Regions from separate parts of the Homo sapiens genome. Here region 1 is linked to region 2. Evidence: read pairs that join two places in POLR2A ChIA-PET (ENCODE). Cell type or tissue: PC-9. All regions are shown on one strand. Each heading gives the region's core, and the rest is flanking DNA. Links, peaks and the distances in the headings are about the cores only.

Evidence for each region. ChIA-PET counts read pairs that join two places held together with the same protein. Peaks named below come from ENCODE experiments on the same cell type or tissue, not always from the same donor. Only the 100,000 strongest peaks of a DNase experiment are listed, where the experiment ranks them.
Region 1: POLR2A ChIA-PET joins it to region 2 with 20 read pairs; 1 of 35 experiments calls an interaction of 5 or more read pairs at or near these places.

The regions. Positions count from the first base shown.
Region 1 is chr9:110,276,114-110,281,600 of GRCh38, reverse strand. It overlaps LOC107987114 (a long non-coding RNA gene), which reads left to right and starts at 4,225. Exons shown (of 3, transcript XR_001746890.1): 1 at 4,225-4,344. All of the region lies in intron 1 of LOC124902246 (a long non-coding RNA gene), which reads right to left. RefSeq lists an enhancer at 2,604-3,803. In PC-9, for the core only: no CTCF peak of the experiment used is centred there; DNase peaks (open chromatin) are centred at 1,600 and 3,320; H3K27ac peaks cover 1,916 bases.
Region 2 is chr9:109,450,706-109,456,192 of GRCh38, reverse strand. PTPN3 (protein tyrosine phosphatase non-receptor type 3) reads left to right here. Exons shown (of 26, transcript NM_002829.4): 5 at 1,619-1,697. Among named protein-coding and RNA genes, the nearest start is that of PTPN3, 45 kb to the left of the region's middle. In PC-9, for the core only: no CTCF peak of the experiment used is centred there; DNase peaks (open chromatin) are centred at 2,552 and 3,232; H3K4me3 peaks cover 288 bases; H3K27ac peaks cover 4,175 bases.

The DNA.
Region 1 (5,487 bases), core at 309-5,308, 830 kb before region 2:
AAGAAATATCTGGAAAACAATTTAAAGTTGGAGATCAAATGGAAGAAAGGTAGTAGTGAAGTGGGGACAGAAAAGGATGCTGAGAGGGTGGTAGTGAGGCAGGGACAGAGAAGATACTCTCCACCGACTTTATAGTTTCACCTCTGAGCTACCCCCTGGAAGTGAGAAGTCAGTGGATTCCATTGGGAGCCAAATCTGCCACATACAGATCAAAAAAGCTCTGTACCTGTGGCAACTCTGGCTTCTCACAGCATCTGATTGCCCTGTTCTCAGGAGAACTGGAAGAAACAGCCCTGAGTCTACTCTAGGGATATTACTGAGAACATTGCAAATCACACCACATCAGAACAAATTTATCCTGGTTTCAGCAAGAGGAATTCTTCTTCTTCAGAGTAGCTGGTTTTTACTTCGTGGACACTATGAACCATGAAGCTGAGCACAATTCTCATAGTGGATGCTGAAATGTTCCCTAAATCCCCAGTACCAAGTAGAAAGTCTCAACCACTGCTTACTGTGGCTATTGGCTGCTAATGGCTCTTAGCTGCCCCACTTCTCCCAAGAATGACCCTTGTCTGATGGGAGTGCTTTGTCTAAAAGGTTATGACGCTTCCAAAGGCATCCATAGTCAATGACTCATTTTGGGGTACAAAAGGCCCCCATTCCTTTCAGGATGGAGACTACAATCTTTAACATGGCTACAGGGCCATATGTGATCTCATCTCCATCTACTTCTCTACCTTCATCTCATAACCCTCTGACCCCCACCTACACACACACACACACACACACACACACACACACACACACACACACCCGCATGCACATGCACACACAGAGACATGCCACGCTGGCTTCCTTCCAATATGGAAAGTTGATAAGTTTGGTTGGGCATGGTGGCTCATGCCTGTAATCCTAGCACTTTGGGAGGCAGAGGTGGGAGGATTGCTTGAGGCCAGGAATTCAAGACCAACCTGGCCAACATAGTGAGACCCTGTCTCTATTTTTTTAAATTGAATAAATAAAAGAAAGGCAATAAGTTCTTTCCTACCACAGGGTCTTTTTTACATGCTGTTTCCTCCTTCTGCTATGCTTCTCCCTGTACCCTATTTGCCTATTTACCTTTAGCCCAAAGGACTCTCCCTCCAGGAAGCCTTCCATGATTCCTCAGGTTATAAAAGGGCCCCTCGCTTTTACATTTTAACAGCATGATGTAGCTCTCCTGCCACTTACTGCACATTTGCAACTTGACATTTACTCCTGGGTTTTTTGTTTGTTTGTTTTGTTTTTTTTCTGAGACAGAGTCTCATTCTGTCACCCAGGCTTGAGTGCAGTGCTGTGATCTTGGCTCACTGCAACCTCCACCTCCCGGGTTCAAGCTATTCTTGTGCCTCAGCCTCCCGAGTAGCTGGGATTACAGGTGCGCACCACCACGCCCAGCTAATTTTTTTGTATTTTAGTACAGATGGGGTTTCACCATGTTGCCCATGGTGGTCTAGAACGCCTGAGCTCAGGCAATCTGCCCACCTCAGCATTCCAAAGTGCTAGGATTACAGGTGTGAGTCACCGTGCCTGGCTCTCCTGTTGTTATTTGATTAAGACCTATTCCTTTTTATTAAGCTATGTACTCCACAAGGCTTTAATTTCTTTCACGCCACTGTGCCTGTCCCCAAATATATGCCAATATCGGGCACATGGTGGGCACGCAATGAATACTGATTCACTAAGTAAGTAAATCAGGCTGTGGTAACCTCCCTCAGCCAGCTGCATTTATACTGACAGGCAGCATAGTACAATAGTTAACTGAGTACGTGAACTCTGAAACCATGCAGTTCAGGATTAGGTCCTGGATCTGCCATCTCAAACTGTGAAGTTTGGGGCAAGTTAATTCACATTATTGTGGCTCAGCTTCCTCCTCTGTAAAATGAGGTAATAGTTCTGTATTTCATTGAATCTAGGATGCCTTTGATTACAATACACACCATGTACTACAATGAAAAACAATCCTGTTACATTAGAATCCAATGCTTACTCAGACTTTTTCCATACAAAACTACCATCTGTTCCAGCAATAGGACTGGTGAAGCCGCATTTCCTAGAGAAATGCTCCACTGTGCATGCCTCATCTAACTCCCAGCTCCATCTTGGAGACTTTCTTCCATGCTGTTGGCACCCATTCTGCAAGATGATCTGAACAGCAGGTGTCAACAGAAGGTTTCAGACAAGAACCAGGAACATATAAACAACAAGTAACCCAACACATGCCGTATCAGCAATGTTCATAATTCACCTGAACTGCTGAAAATATGAACAGCTCTGGCCAAGTGCAACACCCCCAGTATCTCCATCGGCACTTCCACTCTACTGACAGTAATAATAAGAGACCATGGCTTGTAAGATGCATCTCAATTTCAGAAAAGTTAAGATATGAAAATAGTAAATTTATGAACTACGGTAGATCTTAGGTTGTTGTGAGAATTAAGTACATTAAAGTATATAAATTTTATATATTCAAAATTTGGGATCCATGGAGAGTTCCTTTGGGCACAATCTGTTCCTGTGAAACCTTAAACATACAATAACAAATCATCATTATCTCCAAGCAGATATTACTGCCTCTGCCAGGCAGTCTTCCACCAAGTGTCCTCTCTCTTGGCACCTCTAGAAGGATCAAGCCAACTGATGTCTCCCCTAAACACTCAGCACAGCTATCGGAGAAATCTATTCTCTTTTTTTTTTTAGTTTCTTTTTTCAGACAAAGTCTCTCTCTGTCACCCAGGCTGGAGTGCAGTGGTGCCATCTCAACTCACTGCAACCTCTGCCTCCGGGGTTCAAGCAATTCTCCTGCCTCAGCCTCCCGAGTAGCTGGGACTACAGGTATGTGCCACCGCAACCAGCTAATTCTTGTGTTTTTAGTGGAGAAGAGGTTTCACCATGTTGGCCAAGCTGGTCTCAAACTCCTGACCTTAGGTGATCCACCCACCTCGGCCTCCCAAAGTGCTGAGATTACAAGCATGAGCCACCACGCCTGGCTAGATGAATCTATTCTTTCATTCTGTGTAGTAATGGAAACAATTTGGAGACTGGAGACATTCAGGCTTGTTCAGTTGTGCAGTGGTGGGATTACAACTGCCCACTAGAATATCGGTGCCATCAAGGAAGGAATTTTCACCTGCTTATTCACTGTCATATCCTCAGTGCCCAGAAGTGTGGCTGGCACTTGGCACCAACTGCATAAAGTTGAATGAATGATAGAATAATTTCATTATATTTGCTAGAGTTAATAATGGTGGGCTGAGATAATTCACACTGTAGAGGATATGATTCATAGCTGAGTCAAATGTAAAAAAGTCTTTGATCTTTAGTCTCTCCTTTTCCATGGAAGCCTTTAAAATATCCCAGTTTTATGGGACAATCTTAGTGGAAATAAACTTAGTAAGTTGAAATTACATAATTAATTATATACTATGTCAATTATAATTACTTATTGATCCAAGGCTCATCATGGATCACCTGGCAACAGTGAACAACAACAACAAAAAAAAGTAGCAGGTGTTTGGACTTAGTTCGTGCTTGCTCATTCATTAGATGAGGATTCCCACCCCCCACCCCCACCGCCCACCTGGAAATCCTAAGCAGTTTTATTTGGCTCAGAAATTGAAAGCTGCAATCCAAGGGCTTCAGACACCTCTGTTTCTCTTTCTGGCTTCTGGCCTGGAAGATATTTTATTGTTAAGCTGCTTTTCCATATATCTAATCCTATTTATTAGAAGTTGATTTTATATTTTAAGTTTCAGTCTTCTAATGATGCAGTTTTACACAATGGATAAAAAACACAGACTGAAGTCAGCCTCTCACAGCTTGGATCGCAGCTCCATAATTTACTAGCTGTGTGACACTGAGCACATTACTTAACCTTTCTGTGCTTTAGTTTCAGAATCTGTAAAATAGGAATAAATATAGTACTTACATTACTAGATTGTAATGAGGATTAAACAAATAAGCAATGCCTTCAACACACTAAGTGTCACATAACTGGTAAATGAATAAATAAATAAAATACACTTCGGTTCCCAAAAAGCTTTTCTTAACAATTGATTATATGATAGTTTAGGCATGTGATAGAAGTTACTATAAACAGGTTTATATCAGACTTGTATTTGCACGTCTAGTGAAAACATAAATGTAGCTCCTACATGAAGGCTTGATTTTTTTTCACAGACTGTTCTGGTGGAGTATGGTCTAAGGTCTTTGGTGGCATACGACAGAAACTCACACTGGCTACCTTAAGCAAAGCCATTAGAGGGGCTGGCTAGAATCAAGCTACACAGAAAGAACAGGAATCAGGTATTTCCATTTCTGGGGATTTCAAGAACAGGGATCCATGGCGAGTTCGTTTGGGAATAATCCCAAGAAGATTTTCCCTCTTGCATCACTCCCTTGGAGATCTAAAATCTGTGAGAAATCACACGCCCACCTTCGGGGCTAATGGTTGAGAGCAGATGTGTGACCTGGGTGGCTGGTCCCAACAGGATTGCAGGGCATGAAGGAGAGAGTTATACAAAGGAAAAGCAGAATGCTATTCTCAAAGAAGTGGGGAAAGTTGCTAGGCAGGCCAAAGTAGCAGCTGTCCACCATATGAAGAAAAACGGAGGGAGGGCAGTGTTCTCTAAAATCCTGTTTATGTTTGCACTGTAGGCCTTTCCAAAAATTTAAATATGTTTCTCTCCTCAGAGGGTACTCCCTGAGAGGCTGTCTCATGCTCTTCATCCTCCAAGCCTTCATGCAAAAAGAGCAAGAATCTGGCAATCATCATAAATTGCTTTCTCTGGCCTAATGAAGCAGATCTCCAGTTGTTTGTGTTGCATTAATTTAAATACTAATCTTTGAAATACAGTTTCATAATATCAATAATTTCTAGTTCAACCAAAACAACATTATGCTATACTTTCAGATTTCAGCAAATGATAAGGTTACAAAAGCACTTCACATATTCATGAATCTTCTTTTTAGTTGGGTTGGTTTTGGCTGTAAGTACCAGAACACACAACTTGAAGTTGCTTAAGCCAAATAAAAATGAACCTGTGCACATAACTGGATATCCAGATGGAGAACAGCCTTCAGGGAACTTAATCCAGTAGTCCCAGCTCCACACCTGAGCAACTACCAGGATGCTTTCTGCCCTTGTTTTCTCTCTGTGTTCATCTCTGGCTGGAAGCAGGATGGCTACAAAATTTCTAGACCTCGCCACTACACACAAAAATATCTGGATGAAGATAAGATCATTTCTTTTCTTATTACTATTATAAATAGAGATGGGGGTCTCACCTTGTTGTCCAGGCTGGTCTCTTAAGTCCTGGGCTCAAGCCATCTGCCCGCCTCGGCTTCCCAAAGTTTTGAAATTACAGGCGTGAGCCACCACACCTGGTCAAGATCGTTTCTTTATTCGGGTATCAGGAATAAGGTAACTTTCCCTGGAATCCTCCAGCA
Region 2 (5,487 bases), core at 294-5,293:
GCAGGTGCGCATACACAGGATGCCCCCCAACACACACACGCACACCTGCCTCAGCACCCAGGCAGGAAGAAGTAGACACAGTGGCCTTCGCTCCCGTCTCACTGCTGCCCCCACAGGGAGCCCGATTCTCAAAGTTCTTCCCTCCCATGAGCTGCATCCTCTGCGTTCAGAAGTACCTGTGGGAGCCTCAGGGCCACTTGCAGACAAATACCTGCCTCATCCAAGTCCCCAGGAATGAGTCCACACAAGGCATGAATAGGTGTTGTCATTCATTCTCTCATTAACTCCTGCTTTCGGTGAACGTATCCTGAGCTCAGACTGTGGCAAGGTGCTGGGCTAAGCCCTGGGAATCCAGTCCAGATCAAATTTGGACTCTCCCCTCAAGGAGCCCACAGCCAAGTGTGCAGACAGCCCAGAGGGTTCGACATTCTATGATAATAGTAAGCACACGATAGGGGACAGCCAGAAAGAAAAAGAGGCTATGCCTGCAGCGCAGAGATGAAAAGTTTTAGAAGAGGGGGAGGGGAGGTGAACAAGCATCCCAAGGCAGCAGGAGGACATTGTTCTCCCCTGATGTGCAGATTGTCATAGCGCCATCCGCTGGTACCTAGACATGTGGACAGGTGTACTCAGGGGCACACCCCCGTTAGGGATTCTTTGAACACACGCTGCAGATGAAGAAAGAAAGCACTAAAGAGCAGGGAGGGTAGAGCTCAGGATGATCTCAGGTAGAGGAGGAGATCTAGCAGGCTAGTGAGAAGGACTTGAGTTGCAGAGAGCAAGAAAGTGCTCAGTGCCTAGATAGGGCTGGCGAATATTTACTGAGGGATGATGGTGAAATTGACATGAAGATCTTGGGATCTTAGCAGCACAATCTGATCTTCTCCTGTTGCCGTCTCTGTGAGAAGAAATGGACTAATTTTATCCACACAAGCAAATTGACTCTAGATGTTGATGCATAAAGCCGTATTTGAATATGTTCATTGTGTGATTTACTAGTATACTAACTTAATATACTTTACATTAAAAGCATGAGATATTTTCTAGTTTAAAAATGATTTTGAAATGTGGTATAGCAGAATCAAAGATCTCATTACTCTAATTCTGGTTTTGTCACCAGCTGTGTGACCTAAGGCAAGTCACCTCTAATTGGCTTATCTGTAAAATGGGGCTACCAGTAGCAGCGTAGCCCACTCATAGTCATGGTGGTGTTGAAATGCAGGAATGTACATGAAAATGCTTGAAACTTATAAATGGCTACACAAACGCAGGCTATTATTTCTTTGTATATTTTGCATAATAATGCCGATTTAAGGATTTTTTAAATTCCTAATACAGATGACGGAGTGCAATGTTTAAACACAGCCCTAAGATAAACGTGTGCTAGGAAGTAGATGATAACTCAGTCTGTGCTGATGTTGCATAAATGTTTTACTTTTTGAAGACTTGGAGATTTCTGAAACAACTAACTTATGTACTCCATGTTTGAAATTAGCCCTTTTATAATGGAAAAAGCTATGGTTGAGTGAAAAAATGCATCACTTATGGAAGAGAAGCAACTTACATACATTGACTTTGTCAAAGGGAAAATTTAATTTGTTTTTGAAAAATGTTGTAGGAGGTTTCCCCTGTACCCTGCATTTTCGAGTAAGATTTTTTATACCTGATCCCAACACACTGCAGCAAGAACAAACCAGGTAACAACATTTTTTTAAAGTTTTCTGTTTAGTGTATAAAAATGAGTAACCACTAAAAATGTACTCTTCATTTTATTACTATGGCCAAATAACTTCATTTGGGTGTAACTACACCAACAATGATGATCCAAGTAAAAATCTGGGGTGCACATACTGACATTTTAATCACCTAATGAGTTTTCAGTCTTGGGCCTGCTTCTCTTATCTCCTGATTTGCTGCCATTCCCAGCATACTCCCATCTGCCACCTCCTACCTCTCCCACCTCCTTCCACCTCCCTGGCCTCTCCTGCCTGCTGAACACACTGTGCTCAAAGGACAAAAAGTCATTTTCTACCAATGTAGGCAGGATGTAGAAGACAAATTTGTAAAATAGTCATCCACAGGTCAAATAGCATGATGTCTCTGAAGAGCTAAAATCAAGGCTCTTGAAGATAACAAGACATCTCTTGTTATAAGAATTTTCTTTCTTTTTTTTTGTTTTGAGACGGAGTCTCTCTCTTCACCCTGGCTGGAGCGCAGAGGTGCGAGCTTGGCTCACTGCAACCTCCGCCTCCCAGGTTCAAGCGATCCTCCCACCTCAGCCTCCCGAGTAGCTAGGATTACAGGCAGGTACCACCATGCCTGGCTAATTTTTTTTTTTTTTTTTTTTAACGGAGATGGGGTTTCCATGTCGTCCAGGCTGGTCTCAAACTCCTGACCTCAAGTGATCTGCCTGCCTCAGCCTCCCAAGGTGCTGGGATTATAGGCATGAGTCACCAGGCCAGCTTTGTTATAAGAATTTTCTATCAGATCCCCAGTTTGCAAGAGTTAGAAAGGAGAGCAGGCTGGATTCAGCTTGTCTTCTCAGTGAATCAGCAAGTACAGGAAATATGTGAACCAGATAAGGGAAAGAGGGCTGTGATAGGAGTTGTTTACCCCTCAGGGCTTGGAGTCTCTCCCAACCCTGGGCTGGTACTGGGGTTTTTCTAGGTGTGAGGGACAGAGTAATTGGAATGGAGTAGGAGAGTGTAGCACAAGAAAGTTGTTGCTGTTTTAACACAGACTGCACAAACAAACTTTCCCTCCCCTGTGGCAACGTTAAGCCCTTTTATTATTGATCCATTTATTTTTCTTAGGGAGGGAAGCTATAGAAAAAAAGCAATAGATGCTTAGTATTGAATCCTGTTTTACATTCATCGTGGCCAAAAGACATAATCAAGGAGGCAGCATTAACTCAGACACAGAGTGTTGCCTTGTTAATTTTTTTTAGCAGTAATTACATCACATTTTAACTTGTAATATGTTGAAAGGCCAAATATTAATCTGTTACTGTATTTTGCCTTCTTTGTGCACCTCCTCCCTCTACTATAGCAGACACTGGGAATTTGACTGTATTTTTTATTACTTTTTAAGCCAATGTCCAAGGTGTCTGGTATGACACATCCGGTGACCACACAGAAGCATGCCCTGTCCTCTGAGTTTTCCCCATACCAGCTCTTTATGCTGGTAAACTGGGGATAGGATAGAAACACTCAGCCCAGCAGGTTACTTCATAAGCTGACGGACACAGAGCTGGTGATGAAATCTATAAGAATGTGTTTGAAATGACCCTACCAAGGTTTCCTCAGGCCAGTACTAAATAACACACTCTGGGCCAGGCATGGTGGCTCATACTTGTGAGCTTCCCAGCACTTCAGGAACCCAAGGCGGGAGGGTCACTTGAGGCCAGGAGTTTGAAACCAGCCTGGGCCACATAGCAAGACCCTGCCTCTACAAAAATAAAAATAAAAAAGTAGTCAGGTGTGGTGGTGCATGTGTCAGCATCTCAGGAGGCTAACTAGGAGGATCACTTGAGCCCAGAAGTTCAAGGCTGCAGTGAGCCATGATCAAGCCATGTACTCCAGCCTAAGTGATCGACTGAGACCCTGTTGCAGAAAAAAAAAAAAGGCTCTGTTGAAGGGATGTCTTAAAAACAACATAATATGTGTGTGTTTACATGTATATGTGTCTTTTATATATATTATATATAATGTGTGTGATTATGTATGTATGTACATGTGTACGTGTGTGTGGTTCTAACCAGTGGGTTTTTTAAAAATCACAACTCCAAAGTAAAAATATATTTTGTTTCAGAATACAGTACACATATATAAATTACTGAAGCAAACGTTTTATAAAACTATAGTAAGTACCAGGTACTCTGAAGTTTTCTATTCTGTTTTATTTCCTTTTTTTTTTTTTTTTTTTTTGAGACGGAGCTCGCTCTGTCACCCAGGCTGGAGTGCAGTGGCGCGCTCTCAGCTCACTGTAACCTCGGCCTCCCGGGTTCAAGCGATTCTCCTGCCTCAGCCTCCTGAGTAGCTAGGACTACAGGCGTGTGCCATCAAGCCCAGCTAATTTTTGTATCTTTAGGAGAGGTGGGGTTTCACCATGTTGGCCAGGATGGTCTCGATCTCTTGACCTTGTGATCTGCCCGCCTCGGCCTCCCAAAGTGCTGGGATTACAGGCATGAGCCTCTGTGCCCGGCCTTACTTCCTTTTTTTAAAAACTTGCCAACTGTGACGCATTAAATTGATTGTACAACCAACTGGGAGGTTCCAACCCCAAGTCTGGACGGCACTGCCTAAACTAGTGATTGTCACCTGCCTCCTGCCTTCCCATAACACTAGAGCCCCAGGTTTGTGGCATCCACTGGGCACATTAGAGCCCTCCAGTGGCCAAACTTGAGGGAGAGGTTTCCTACGGCCAGTGCAACCTAGGAGTTTGTCTCCAGGGCCCATCCTGGCCATTGGCCATCCACTTCCATACGCTGTGGAAGAGAAGCCCACTTCTCTGGGAGCTGACAAAATCTTCCTGCTGAGCCTTCCTGTCATTTGAGGGACATCTGTGGAAATGTAGGGCATTCATGATGGAGAGAAGCCTCGGGCACAAATGAAGGCTGCCTTCAGGTGTCCGAAGAGTAGTCATGGGAAAAGGGGAACTAGATGTGCAGGGTCGTAGAATTGTGGCCAGTGGGTGGAGGCTACAGGGAGGCAGATTTTAGCACAGAATGAGTAATAAACAGTGTGTGTCTGTCTCTTCTAAAATTCACTGGTTGACAACTGACACCCCACCCCCACCTTCCATCTTAAGAAGGGTGGTATCCCGTTGTGGAGTAGAATGTAACTATGACCTTCTGGGATTTGGGCACCAGATTTATCTTACTGCAACAGGAGCCATGGTGGGAGCCACCCCCATAACTCTTATAGAGCTGGTGGGCCACCAGGACTGCCAGATATATATATATATTTTTTGAAACAGGGTCTTGCTATGTTGCCCAGACTGGCCTCAAACTCCTGGACTCAAAGGATCCTCCCTCAGCCTCCTGAGTAGCTGGGATTATAGGCACATACCACCACGACTAGCTGCCAGATCATCTTATCTTGGACCAGGCTTCTACCATTAATTCACATGCTTTAAAAAAATTAAAAATTAAAAAAATGAAAAATAAAAAAACTTAAAAGATTTTACCTATATTCCTGGAACATAGTTATCTTACCCCAGCTTTGTAGTTCCTGTTTAAGGAAATTCCCTCTGAAGGAAATTTTAGCTCTCAAGAGTCAAAGAAGATGTATAGAGGTGGTATCTGTTAGTTTTTGTTTGTTTGTTAAGGATCTAGGCAGAGAGGTCATTACATTTTTCTGAAGTTGAGGTCACAGGTGGGGTACCCACAAGAGAGGTCATTACATTTCTGAAGTTAGGCATCCCAGGCATCTCTTCTAAAGAACTATCCTGTATTCTAATTGTTAAATAAATATCTTCTTCATTGTG